Linked DNA regions of Homo sapiens: regions 1 and 2 are each linked to region 3. A link is a contact called in ENCODE Hi-C or POLR2A ChIA-PET data. All regions are on one chromosome and are shown on one strand. The core of a region is the stretch at or near the end of the contact, and the rest is flanking DNA. Distances in the headings are between cores, read along the strand shown. Region 1 holds the start of ZNF677 (zinc finger protein 677). Region 2 holds the start of ZNF525 (zinc finger protein 525). Region 3 holds the start of ZNF350 (zinc finger protein 350).

What was found. A loop is a pair of places that touch in the nucleus more often than their neighbours do. ChIA-PET counts read pairs that join two places held with the same protein, here RNA polymerase II (POLR2A). Pooled maps may share reads with other maps.
Region 1: a loop to region 3 is called in a pooled map, with 11 times the contacts of the local background. The contact joins the promoter of ZNF677 here to the promoter of ZNF350 in region 3. A Hi-C loop is called at or near these places in 4 of 50 pooled maps.
Region 2: a loop to region 3 is called in a map of CD8-positive, alpha-beta T cell, with 29 times the contacts of the local background. The contact joins the promoter of ZNF525 here to the promoter of ZNF350 in region 3. A Hi-C loop is called at or near these places in 1 of 168 maps with a recorded cell type or tissue (CD8-positive, alpha-beta T cell) and 6 of 50 pooled maps. POLR2A ChIA-PET finds 5 or more read pairs at or near these places in 1 of 52 experiments (CD4-positive, alpha-beta T cell).

The regions. Positions count from the first base shown.
Region 1 is chr19:53,253,529-53,257,319 of GRCh38, forward strand. ZNF677 (zinc finger protein 677) reads right to left here and starts at 1,345. Exons shown (of 5, transcript NM_182609.4): 1 at 1,306-1,345.
Region 2 is chr19:53,363,520-53,366,954 of GRCh38, forward strand. It overlaps ZNF525 (zinc finger protein 525), which reads left to right and starts at 2,186. Exons shown (of 4, transcript NM_001348156.2): 1 at 2,186-2,240. RefSeq lists silencers at 2,074-2,123, 2,524-2,583 and an enhancer at 2,234-2,483.
Region 3 is chr19:51,984,608-51,988,361 of GRCh38, forward strand. It overlaps ZNF350 (zinc finger protein 350), which reads right to left and starts at 2,233. Exons shown (of 5, transcript NM_021632.4): 1 at 2,163-2,233. RefSeq lists enhancers at 1,698-2,573, 2,160-2,399.

The DNA of each region.
Region 1 (3,791 bases), core at 95-2,594, 1.3 Mb after region 3:
AAATACAAATTCACCGGGCATGGTGGCGCATGCCTTTAATCCCAGCCACTCGGGAGGCTAAGGCAGGAGAATCGCTTGAACCCTGGAGGCGGAGGTTGCAGTGAGCCGAGATCAAGCCACTGCACTCCAGCCTGGGTGACAGAGTGAGACTCCGTCTCAAAAAAATAAATAAATAAATAAAAGAAAGCAAAAGAAAGCATTTAAACCTCATAAGCTGAACAATACATTTAAGAGAAAATACTTTGAAAATTTTTTTTAAATCCAATAAATTATGGAATTACATTTAAGACAAGTTGAATACACGTCAAATTTAGAAAATGACACAAGCCACACACAAAAAAGGAGGGAATAATATTGTTAATGTCTGTTTGCAAAAGCAGCATACGGTGTCACAGTTTCTTCCCATTTCTTGACTCTCCTCAAGATCAGAGAAAGGGAAGAGGGTGAGCTGGAATTAACTGAGCTAAGTCAGTTAACCCTCTGGCTGAATAAGGGTTGCTTCTGATGTAATAATTAGAAAACGCAGAAGCCTCACACCGTAGTTTTGCAATTTTCATGCTCTTCTGCACAAACAATGAAGCAAATTTTAAATTAATTATAGAGCCATACATCAGTACTTCACAACTTAATGTTCCATATTAAATCAATCCACACTCACATGGATTTGGGTGCCCCCCCCTTTCTCCACCATTATGTGATTTTTTTCCCCCTCTCTATAAATGTTTCTCTTCCACCTTCTGTTTCTTTCCTTTTCTTTTTCCCATTTCGGCGTTTTCCTGTCCCTTTCTGCTCATTTGGCTTCCCTTCCTCTCCTTCTCTGACAGAGTGTTTGGCCCCATCCTGGTAGCATCCTTTTTTTCAGTCCCTGCTATTGTTTCTGATGGCTCTCTAATTTCGCGCATTTCTCCCTCTTTATCCTCCATTTCTGCTTCCCCTCTGTTCTCCCTGGAGAAGGGCGAAGGGTGTGTATCCACCCCGAGTGAGGGCTTTACCAGGGGGAGGGAAGAGGGAGTCAGAGAAGAGTTTTAAGCAGAGAAACGACGCGGTGGGCGGTCGGTGTCCACACTGACCTAAAGCAAAAAGGTCGGGGCCAGTACCCACTTCAGAACGATTTTAATCCGAAATGGACGCAGATCTCTAGACCCTCTCGGAGCGACGGGACTGGGAACGTCTTAGGGCCACGCCGCGAGAGGAATGAGCAGGTTCGGGGTTTTAACCTACAGGGCGACCCCAAAACCCGACAGCGGAGCGTGGGAACCTGTGGCCCGCGAGGCGCAGGCTTGAACCCGAAAGACGGAGACTCACCCGAGAGCGCCAGTAGCCCCGCGAGATCCGCTTCCGGGTCGGCAGGAACCTGCGCGTACGCGAGTGCACTGGGGCGGCGCAAGGGGCAAGGGCAGGGGCAGGGCGCGGACAACTGTGGGGATGGGCGGGCAAATGGCGGGGATGGGCGGGGACAATGGCGGGATGGGCGGGGACAATGGCGGGATGGGCGGGGCCTAGGGGTCGGACTGCCGGACCTCTCCTCGGCGCGTCCCAGCGACTTTTTTAGGCCTGTTTGTCGCCCAGCAGTACTCGATTCTTCACTTTTGGATTCCCTTGAATCTCTATGGTGTCCTTTGGAGCCTAGCTAAGTAAAAAATTAGAGACCTGTGGGCCCCTTATATTGGAATCGGAGCTTAAGATGGGAAAGGTTTGCTTGAAAACGTTTCTGCGAGCGATGGAGGCGCGTCCTGCGACGAGGCGGGAGGAGCGCTGGGACCTGGTGGATGGGAGAGGGCGACGGTATAAGGAAGCTCTTGGATCCAGGAACTTCTGAAATCCGGACGATTAAAATTTGTATTTAATTAAGCGAAAGCTGGAGTTGTCTGCGTAGGTGATGGAAACTGGAATGAGATGCATTTTTGTGCCTGTGCGGAGTGTACAATTTTATATTGACTTTCACTGGAACGTAATTTTTATTTCCGCTCCCCAGTCACCCAGGAGGCAGAGATGCACCATGGGCTGAGTTCCAGAGAATTTATGGGGTCAGACCCTGGGCGGTGGGGGGTGGAAGGCTGAGGCTTGGCTTTAAAAGAACGCAAAGTTCTGCTTGTATCGATCTAAATTTATTTTCCTTTATTATCCTAATGCACATTTCTTGAGATAAATTACAAATCCAAGTGCTGGATTTATTGGAGTTGGTATGTTGTGTTTTGTCTAAGTTATTAATTACTAATATACTATCGTTATTATTATTTTTATTATTATTTTGAGATGGAGTCTCTGTTTCCCAGGCTGGATTGTAATGGCGCGATCTCGGCTCACGGCAACCTACGCCTCCTGGGTCAAGCGATTTTCCTGCCTCAGCCTCCCGAGTACCTGGGACTACAGGCGTGTGCCACCATGCCTGGCTAATTTTTGCATTTTTAGTAGAGACGGGGTTTCACCACGTTAGCCAGGTTGGTCTGGGACCCCTGAGCTCATGTGATCCGCCCACCTGGGCCTCATGAAGTGCTGGGGTTATAGGCGTGAGCCACCGCTCCTGGCCTTTAGTCTGTAAAGTCTTTATTCTCAGTTATTTGGAAGAGTATTTTTAACATAATATGTGCTTGGCAATTCTCCTGGCCAACTGAATTGATTTCTCTTGGGCCCAGAGAGGAAACTTATTGACTGGAGGCTCCCCAAGAGAAGATGAGCCCATATGGGGGTATCTGAGTAAACCAAGGTCTATCCACTGTCTCTTTGGGTCTCTGTTTTCGTAACTGGGAATTACATCTGATAACAGGTGAAGGGTGAAAAAAAAATGAGAGTGCATTTTAGCATAAAAATACATATATGTTATTTACATATAAACATACACATATAAAAATTCTATTTATTTTACATATAAAAATACATATATGTATTTAAATTTTTTTTTTTTGAGACGGAGTCTCACCCGTACAGACGGGGTTTCACCGTATTAGCTACGATGTCTCGATCTTTTGACCTTGTGACCCACCCATCTTGGCCTCCCAAAGTGCTGGGATTACAGGTGTGAGCCACAGCGCCCAGCCTCTTTCTCTTTTCAATGTATTAAATGCACAAGATTCCATACTTTCAAATTCCATTTTGCAGAATTATTATATTTTCATAGGTTTCCCAAATCAAATATTAATTCAAGTTTCAGTTAGTTGTTTTAAAATAATAAATATATAGTTACATAATCTTTAAAATGATTCGTTTTCTAGCCTAAAATGCTTTATCACCTTTTATGTTTCATGTCTCATATTTTAGTGCACACTCTACCTAATGTTGTACATTAATTTCCGTGATGGGTGCCGTAGTATTTTTAGTCTTTGCAGACAGTGAAATGAGTGTTTCTGCTGGTATCTTAACATCTACTCACATTAAATACATTGGGTCATATGAAATTATTTAGTGCCTATTATAACTTATCAAGACCTATGAATATTCACTCATAAGTTATATTGATATGTAGAATAAATACTTTGACAAAAATAGGAAATTATCAAACCAAATTTATAAAGTGAACATGACAAATATTTATACATATGTAGGTGTGCGTGTATGTATGTGTGTGTGTATATGTATATATATGTGTGTATAGATATATAAAGGACACAACTAGGCAACTATTATAGCGTAGTAGTGAACACCAATGTTACTGCAACCAGGCTACTCACGTTCAAATCTTCACTCTTCTGGTATTTAAATGAGTCACCTAATCTCCTTGTGCTTAAACTCTTTTAGAGTTGGTGAAAGGAGAATAATATGAATTCCTACCTCATGGAGTTGTGAATATTAAA
Region 2 (3,435 bases), core at 936-3,435, 1.4 Mb after region 3:
AAAATTAAAAGAAAAATTTTTGAGGCATCAAAAACCCATTTAAATTTGGTGCCAGGAACTGAGGCAATCGCGAAAGCTGCTGATGGCCTCGCAAATCTTAACCCGGTCACTTGGGTTAAAACCATCGCAAGTTCCACTATTGTAAATTTCATATTAATCCTTGTGTTCCTGTTCTGTCTGTTGTTAGTCTGCAGGTGTACCCAGCAGCTCCGAAGAGACAGCGACCATTGAGAATGGGTGATGACGACGATGGTGGTTTTGTCAAAAAGAAAAGGGGGAAATGTGGGGAAAAGAAAGAGAGATCAGACTGTTACTGTGTCTATGTAGAAAAGGAAGACATAAGAAACTCCATTTTGATCTGTATTAAGAAAAATTGTTCTGCTTTGCGATGCTGTTAATCTGTAACTTTAGCCCCAACCCTGTGCTCACAGAAACATGTGCTGTATTGAATCAAGGTTTAATGGATTTAGGGCTGTGCAGGGTGTGCCTTGTTAACAATATGTTTGCAGGCAGTATGCCCGGTAAAAGTTATCGCCATTCTCCATTCTCTGTTAACCAGGGACACAATGCACTGCGGAAAGCCGCAGGGACCTCTGCCCTAGAAAGCCTGGGTATTGTCCAAGTTTCCCCCCACTGAGACAGCCTGAGATATGGCCTCATGGGAAAAGAAAGACCTTATATCCCCCAACCCGACACCCGTGAAGGGTCTGTGCTGAGGAGGAGTAGTGAAAGAGGGAGGCCTCTTTGCAGTCAAGATAAGAGGAAGGCTTCTGTCTCCTGCTCATTTCTGGGAATGGAATGCCTCGGTGTAAAGCCGACCATTCATTCTATTCTGAGGTAGGAGAAAACCGCCCTGTGGTTGGAGGTGAGACATGCTGGCAGCAATACTGCTCTGTGACTCTTTGCTACACTGAGATGTTTGTGTGAAGAGAAACATAAATCTAGCCTACGTGCACATCCAGGCACAGTACCTTTCCTTGAACTTATTCATGACACAGATTCCTTTGCTCACGTTTCCCTGCTGACCTTCTCGCCACCATCACCCTGTTGCCCTGCCACACTCCCCTCACAAAGATAGTAAAAATAGTGATCAATAAATACTGAGGGAACTCAGAGACCAGCGCCGGTGCGGGTACTCGCACACTGAGCTCCGGTTGTCTGGGCCCACTGCTGTTTCTCTATACTTTGTCTCTGTGTCTTATTTCTTTTCTCAGTTTCTCATCTCCACCTGATGAGAAACACCCGCAGGTGTGGAGGGGCAGGCCCCCTTCAGGCTGAGGCAGGGGAATCACTTGAACCCAGGAAGCAGAGGCTTGCAGTGAGTCGAGATCCCACCACTGCACTGCAGCCTGGATGACAGAGAAATACTCTGTCTCAAAACAAAAGAAAAGAAATAAGTAAATACATAAAAGAAAGTAACAGATCTCTTCCACAAATGTGGAATGGACAACTAACTGGATATCCACATGGAAAAGAACAATGTTGGATCCCTATCTCATACAATCAACCTCTTATTTTAAAACGTAAAAAAAAAACAACGAAAAATAAAGAGAGAAAGAGAGAAACGAGGAAGGGAGCCCTGCGGGAGGGGGTGTTACTTTGTCGCCCAGGCTGGCCTGGACCCCCAGGTTCAGCGATCCTCCCGCCCTGCTTCCTGAGTAGATGGGACCTCAGGCTCCCGCGCCCGCGTCCGCATCCTTGCTGTGTTTATCCGGCAGGTGGTGACCTCACTCCTCGCTGGCCTGAGCACTCCGTCCAGCATCCCAGGCGGTGGCTTTAGGGAAGTCTCTGCAGCTGAGCACAGGGTGGACTCTCCCTCCGGAGTGAATGGAGAATAGAAAGGGAGAGGATTTCTATTCTATTCTCTGGGCCGTCAGCATGACATTGTAAGTTCTGCCCAAGCAGGGCTTTGCATTTCACATTCTACTTTGCATCCGCGTTTCAGACAATTCCAGGGCTTTTGAATCATGGATCGGCCTTCCTGGCCATCTCGCCTCCAAAACCCAAAAACAGAGGCGGTGGGAGGGAGGCTGAGAGACGCACAGATCCCGCCCCAGCCCAGCCCCGCCCCGCCCTCTGCCGGTACTAAAGGGCAAGGTCTCTCCGCCTCTACCCCTACCTGGCCCAGGCCCCGCCCACCTCCTCGCAGGCCCCGCCCAGGCCTGGCTTCTGTCCTTCCCCGCTCAGACGCGCGCAAACCCGGAAGCAGATCGCGTGGAGTGAAGGTCCCTCAGCGGCGCGTGAGTTTCGCTCCATCTTGTATGAAGTCTGCTCTTCCCAGGTCCCCGGCGCTTCTGTCCCTGGGACGTGGGGTCCCTACAGACCTGGAAATTCTCACCCGTCTTCCTTCGCCCAGAGCAAATTGAGACGTCCCCGTGAGAGCCCGGGGGTCACTTCCTTTTGGGTTTAAAGTCTCCCTGAGGCTGGTCCCGTTCCGGATCTTTCTGCTATAGGGCAATATATACACTTTCTATCGCGTAGTTTTCCTGCTCTAAACCTTTTTCTGACTCCTCCCGCCCCGCGCTTTTTAAAGTCCTCACCCGAGAGGTGAATTCCCGCCCTGGGCGCCTCCCAGCCTCGCCCTCGTCGGCCCCTAGAGCGCAGCGTCGCAGCTCCGGTCCCGGGGAGGCCGAGTTCTCTGCCTGTCCTGGGATCCTACAAACCCCACCCTTGTCTTAAGGCGCCGTCGCCCCCCACGTCCCTCCTCATGCCGGGCCCTGCTGCTCCCCAGGTCTCCCATCCGCAGTCACAGCTTGCCCTGAGCCTGCGTTAGGGGAGGTGCCCGGGTTCTGTCCTGTGACACGGGGTGTTCTTGCCTGCCCAGTTCCAGCCCCTGGAAAATAAGCTCCTCCGGGATGCAGGCGTCTTACTCCAAACCCTCCTGTGATTGTGTGGGCCAAAGGGATCGGGAGACAGACAGCAGTAGAAAACCTGAGACAGAGAAAAGAAGAATGAGAAAGGCCCATAACAGATGGCAAAGTAGAGGATGGGTGAGGGATTTGCCAAGAGACAGCAAAAGTGAAAAAAAAAAAAAAAAAGATAAGCAGGAGGAGAAAAGCAACTAGAGAAATGTAGAGAAAAGCTAGATGTACAGAGAGATGAAGGACAGCAAGGTAGGGAGAGGGACAGCAAAGAGGGAGGCTCATCAGGGTGAGGGAGAGGAGGAGGGATTTGGAGCCAGGGCAGACAGAGCAGAGTGGTGCTGGTGGCAAAGAGAACAGAGGGAGAACCACAGCAGGGAGGACACCTGGGGATCTGGGGTGCCAGAGAGTGGGGACAGGGGGTATAACAGAGAAGAGAGAATTTAACGGGGAGAGCAGAGGAGGCGCAGAGATGGTGTTGCGGGAAACTGAGGACTAGAGAGACTGATATGGGGGAGACAGGAGGATGTTTATTTAAGGTACACAGCGGCTCAGCAGATTTACATCTAAAAAG
Region 3 (3,754 bases), core at 983-3,482:
TTCTTAATAATACAAGCTTTAGGTAATACAAATGTAATTAATAATAGAAAAAACTGCTATATTTTACATAATGGAATGTGATAGAAAACCTATTATACCTTTGGTCCAGCCTGCAAGAATGCTTTTTACATTTTTGAAAGACTGTAAAACAAAAAGCAAATTAGCATATGCAAGAGACCATATGTAGCCTGCAAGCCCTAAAATATTTACTGTAAATTCGCCTGATCCTTGTCATTGAGCAAAGAAAATATACTCAGATGCAACAGGAAAGACCCTCACCAATAATGAGCAAAAGAAGGCTGACACAAAAAAAGAGTGATGTACAATTCCACTGATATACAGAGTTTAAAATAGGCAAAACTGTATTAACTACAATGATAAATAATGATTAATTATATAAAGAAAAGCCTAAAATACTTTTCGGTGTGAGAATGGAAAAAGACTCACAGAACACCACTGGTGTGCTGACCATATTCTATTTCTTGACCTGGGCAATGACTGCTTATACATATATTGCCTCCATGATAATTAAATTGTACATTTAAAATATATAAATGTAGAAAAATTAACAAAGTAAAGGAAGAGATCAACCATACCAAACAGTTTACCTCCAGGAAAGGTGTTAACTCCAGACAACACAACGGGTGAATTTTACAGGTGGGTAATAAAACAAGAACGTCCACTAACACCCTATTTTCCTACTTTATACTGGAAAGTTGAGCCAATGCATTAAGATAAGAATGAATTATAAGCATTACAAAGTAAGACAGAAAATTAATGTTATTTTCAGGCGATATCATCACGAACATGGAAAAAGAGATTCAAGAAATTACATATTTAAAAAAGAAAATGCTCCCTCAGAAACTCCCAGGCAGATTTTCACATACATAGTTGGCTAGAATTGCACCATACGCCTAAGCTCATTTCCATGTCAAACCTATCACTAGCAATGGCAATTGGAACCAGCAAGATTGGCTAAGACCAACAAGGCCTTACTAAGAAACTGGGATTTGGGTCGCCTTGCCACAGGGATGAATACTTCACGAAATGGAGATTCTGTTAAGAAAGTGTGAATATAAGGCGGGCAAGCAACACTCACTATATATTAAGAAGTGAAGGCCGGGCGCGGTGGCTCACGCCTGTAATCCCAGCACTTTGGAAAGCCAAGGTGGGCGGATCACCTGAGGTCAGGAGTTCGAGACCAACCTGCCCAACGTGGTAAAACCCTGTCTCTACTAAAAATACAAAAACTAGCCGGGCGTGGTGGCGTGGGCCTGTAGTCCCAGCTACTCAGGAGGCTGAGGCAGGAGAATCGCTTGAACCCGGGAGGCGGAGATTGCAGTGAGCCGAGATCGCGCCATTGCACTCCAGTCTGGGAGACAAAAGTGAAACTCCGTCTCAAAAAATAAAAAAAATAAATAAAAAATAAAAGAAGTGAATGCAGAGGTTGGCAACATTTTCGATTTTGCCGGCCACGAGGTCTCTGTCACAACAACTCAACCGCTGCCTTTGCAGCCATAGACAATATATAATCGGAGGGTATGACTGAACTTGACCCCCCGATCTGTAAATAGCCACCCCAAGGATCAGAAGAGTAGATATATGGTTTCGAACTAATGCTGGGGGCTGTGTCGCCTTTTGCCCCAGTAACCGAGGTTCGAACCTCAACCCAGGACCCAGGGCTCCAAAGTCTCGAAAGCTTCAGCCCTCACAAGCCTTTGTACCACAGACACTGGCCCCATGCCTCTTACTCATCCGAACCACGGACCAGACACTCTACAGCGATGGACATCCTCCCAGACTCCAACATCACTGAGTTCCAAATTAAATCCTGAACCCGAAGCAGACGCCGCATCGATCCTAATCGCCACCTCCATCCTTTACAAGCAGAGTGATCCATACCTTGACAGTTAGGACACGGCCGTTGATCACTACAGACCCTTAGTCACTGTACTCACACCAAAGGCACGCGGACCACAGACAGGGGGATCACAGACTCCCACCAGGTACCTCCCAAATGCCTATACCCCGGCGCTCCCCAGTCTTCCTGCCAAAAACTATGTGGTCCAGGGTACACCACGTCCTCAGATCTCCCAAACCTTCCACTGAGACAAAACCTGAACTAGGACAAAAAACTTTCAGGGACAAAACCACACACTGACCTCTATTTTCTCCAGATACACAAGAAGGGCCTCAACGTTACACTTCCGTAAACTGCTCCTACTTCTGGAGTCCTCGCACGGGTTTATGGTCCACCTACGGCGGCCGAGGAGAACCTAAAATGTTTAAAAGAGCAAGGACAAGCGCATTTACGGCATTTCCTACTCTGTAAAATGGCCGCGCCCATAGCCGTGGCTCCTGACGGCAGCCATGTTTGAAAATTGGACGCACAGAAGGCAGTGGCAGGTTTTTGAGCCAGGAGCCAGGGAAGAAGAGAAGTCACTGAAATCGCCTCGTTTCCTGGCACTTAAAGTCTTGCGAAAGGGGGCAGATTTTCAGAGACTCAGGCTTTATCAGGCAAATATGGGGCAAGCTAAATTGCCTTTAGCGCTTTTCCATCCACTTTGTTAAATTTAAAAAAAAAGGTTTTGAAAAAGACAAGTAACAGTGCAGCCAGGTGTAGGTATCCCAGAGAATGAATTGGAAATGGAAAAGGTAACAGATCAGGTAGAAAGGGAAAAGGCAACACATCAGGTAGGCAGACACCCACGGGAAAGCGTCTGGCGAAAATTAGCTTGCAGGAAGCGGTTTTTAAGAACAGAAAAATAGCAGGTATTCGGGGGGGCGGGTGGTGAAGAAAGAAAAAAATTATAATTTTTTTTGAGACGGAGTCTTGCTCTGTCGCCAGGCTGGAGTGCAGTGGCGAGATCTGGGCTCACTGCAACCTCTGCCTCCCTGGTTCAAGCGATTCTCCTGCCTTAGCCTCCCAAGTAGCTGGGACTACAGGCACGCGCCACCACGCCCAGCTAATTTTTGTATTTTTAGTAGAGACTGGCTTTCACCATGTTGGCCAAGATGATCTCGACCTCCTGACCTCGTGATCTGCCTGTCTCGGCCTCCCAAAGTGCTGGGATTACAGGTGTGAGCCACCGCGCCTGGCCTCGAAAAAATGATTATTATTTACAAAAAAGAAGAAGAAGAAGGAGGAAGAGGAGGAGGAGAAGGAAGAGAAAAGAGGAGAAAAGAAGAGAAAAGAGGAGAGGAGAGGAGAGAAAAGAGATTTTGAGAATGAATTACGATGTGAGCCTGGCCACGACAGACTAAAGGAATTGGGCCTCCTAGAAAGGCCACTTTTAGTAAAGGTGCCAATGGGAAGAGCAGAGCCAGAATTGAGAGTATAAAAATATTGTTAAGAGTTTTTGACAAAAGTGCCAAGACAATTCAATAAGAATAGTCTTTTCAACAAGCGGCACTGGGATAATTGGATATCCACATCCAGAAAAATGAGTTAGGACCCTCAAACCATACACAAAAGTTAACTCAAAATAGATCATAGATCTAAGTTTAAGAGAAAGTATAAAACTTAGAGAAGGAAAAGGGAGATAATCCTCATGGACGTGAGTTAATTCTGAGAGGAGAGTAAAGGATGACCCACAAAACAAAATAAAATTAATAAAGTGGACTTGATTTTTTTTTAAGTTTGTGCTTCTAAACACAACATTTAAGAAAGTGAAGTGGGGCACGGTGGCTCACACCTGTAATCCCAGCACTTTGGGAGGCCGAGGCAGGCGGATCATCTGAGGTCAGGAGTTCC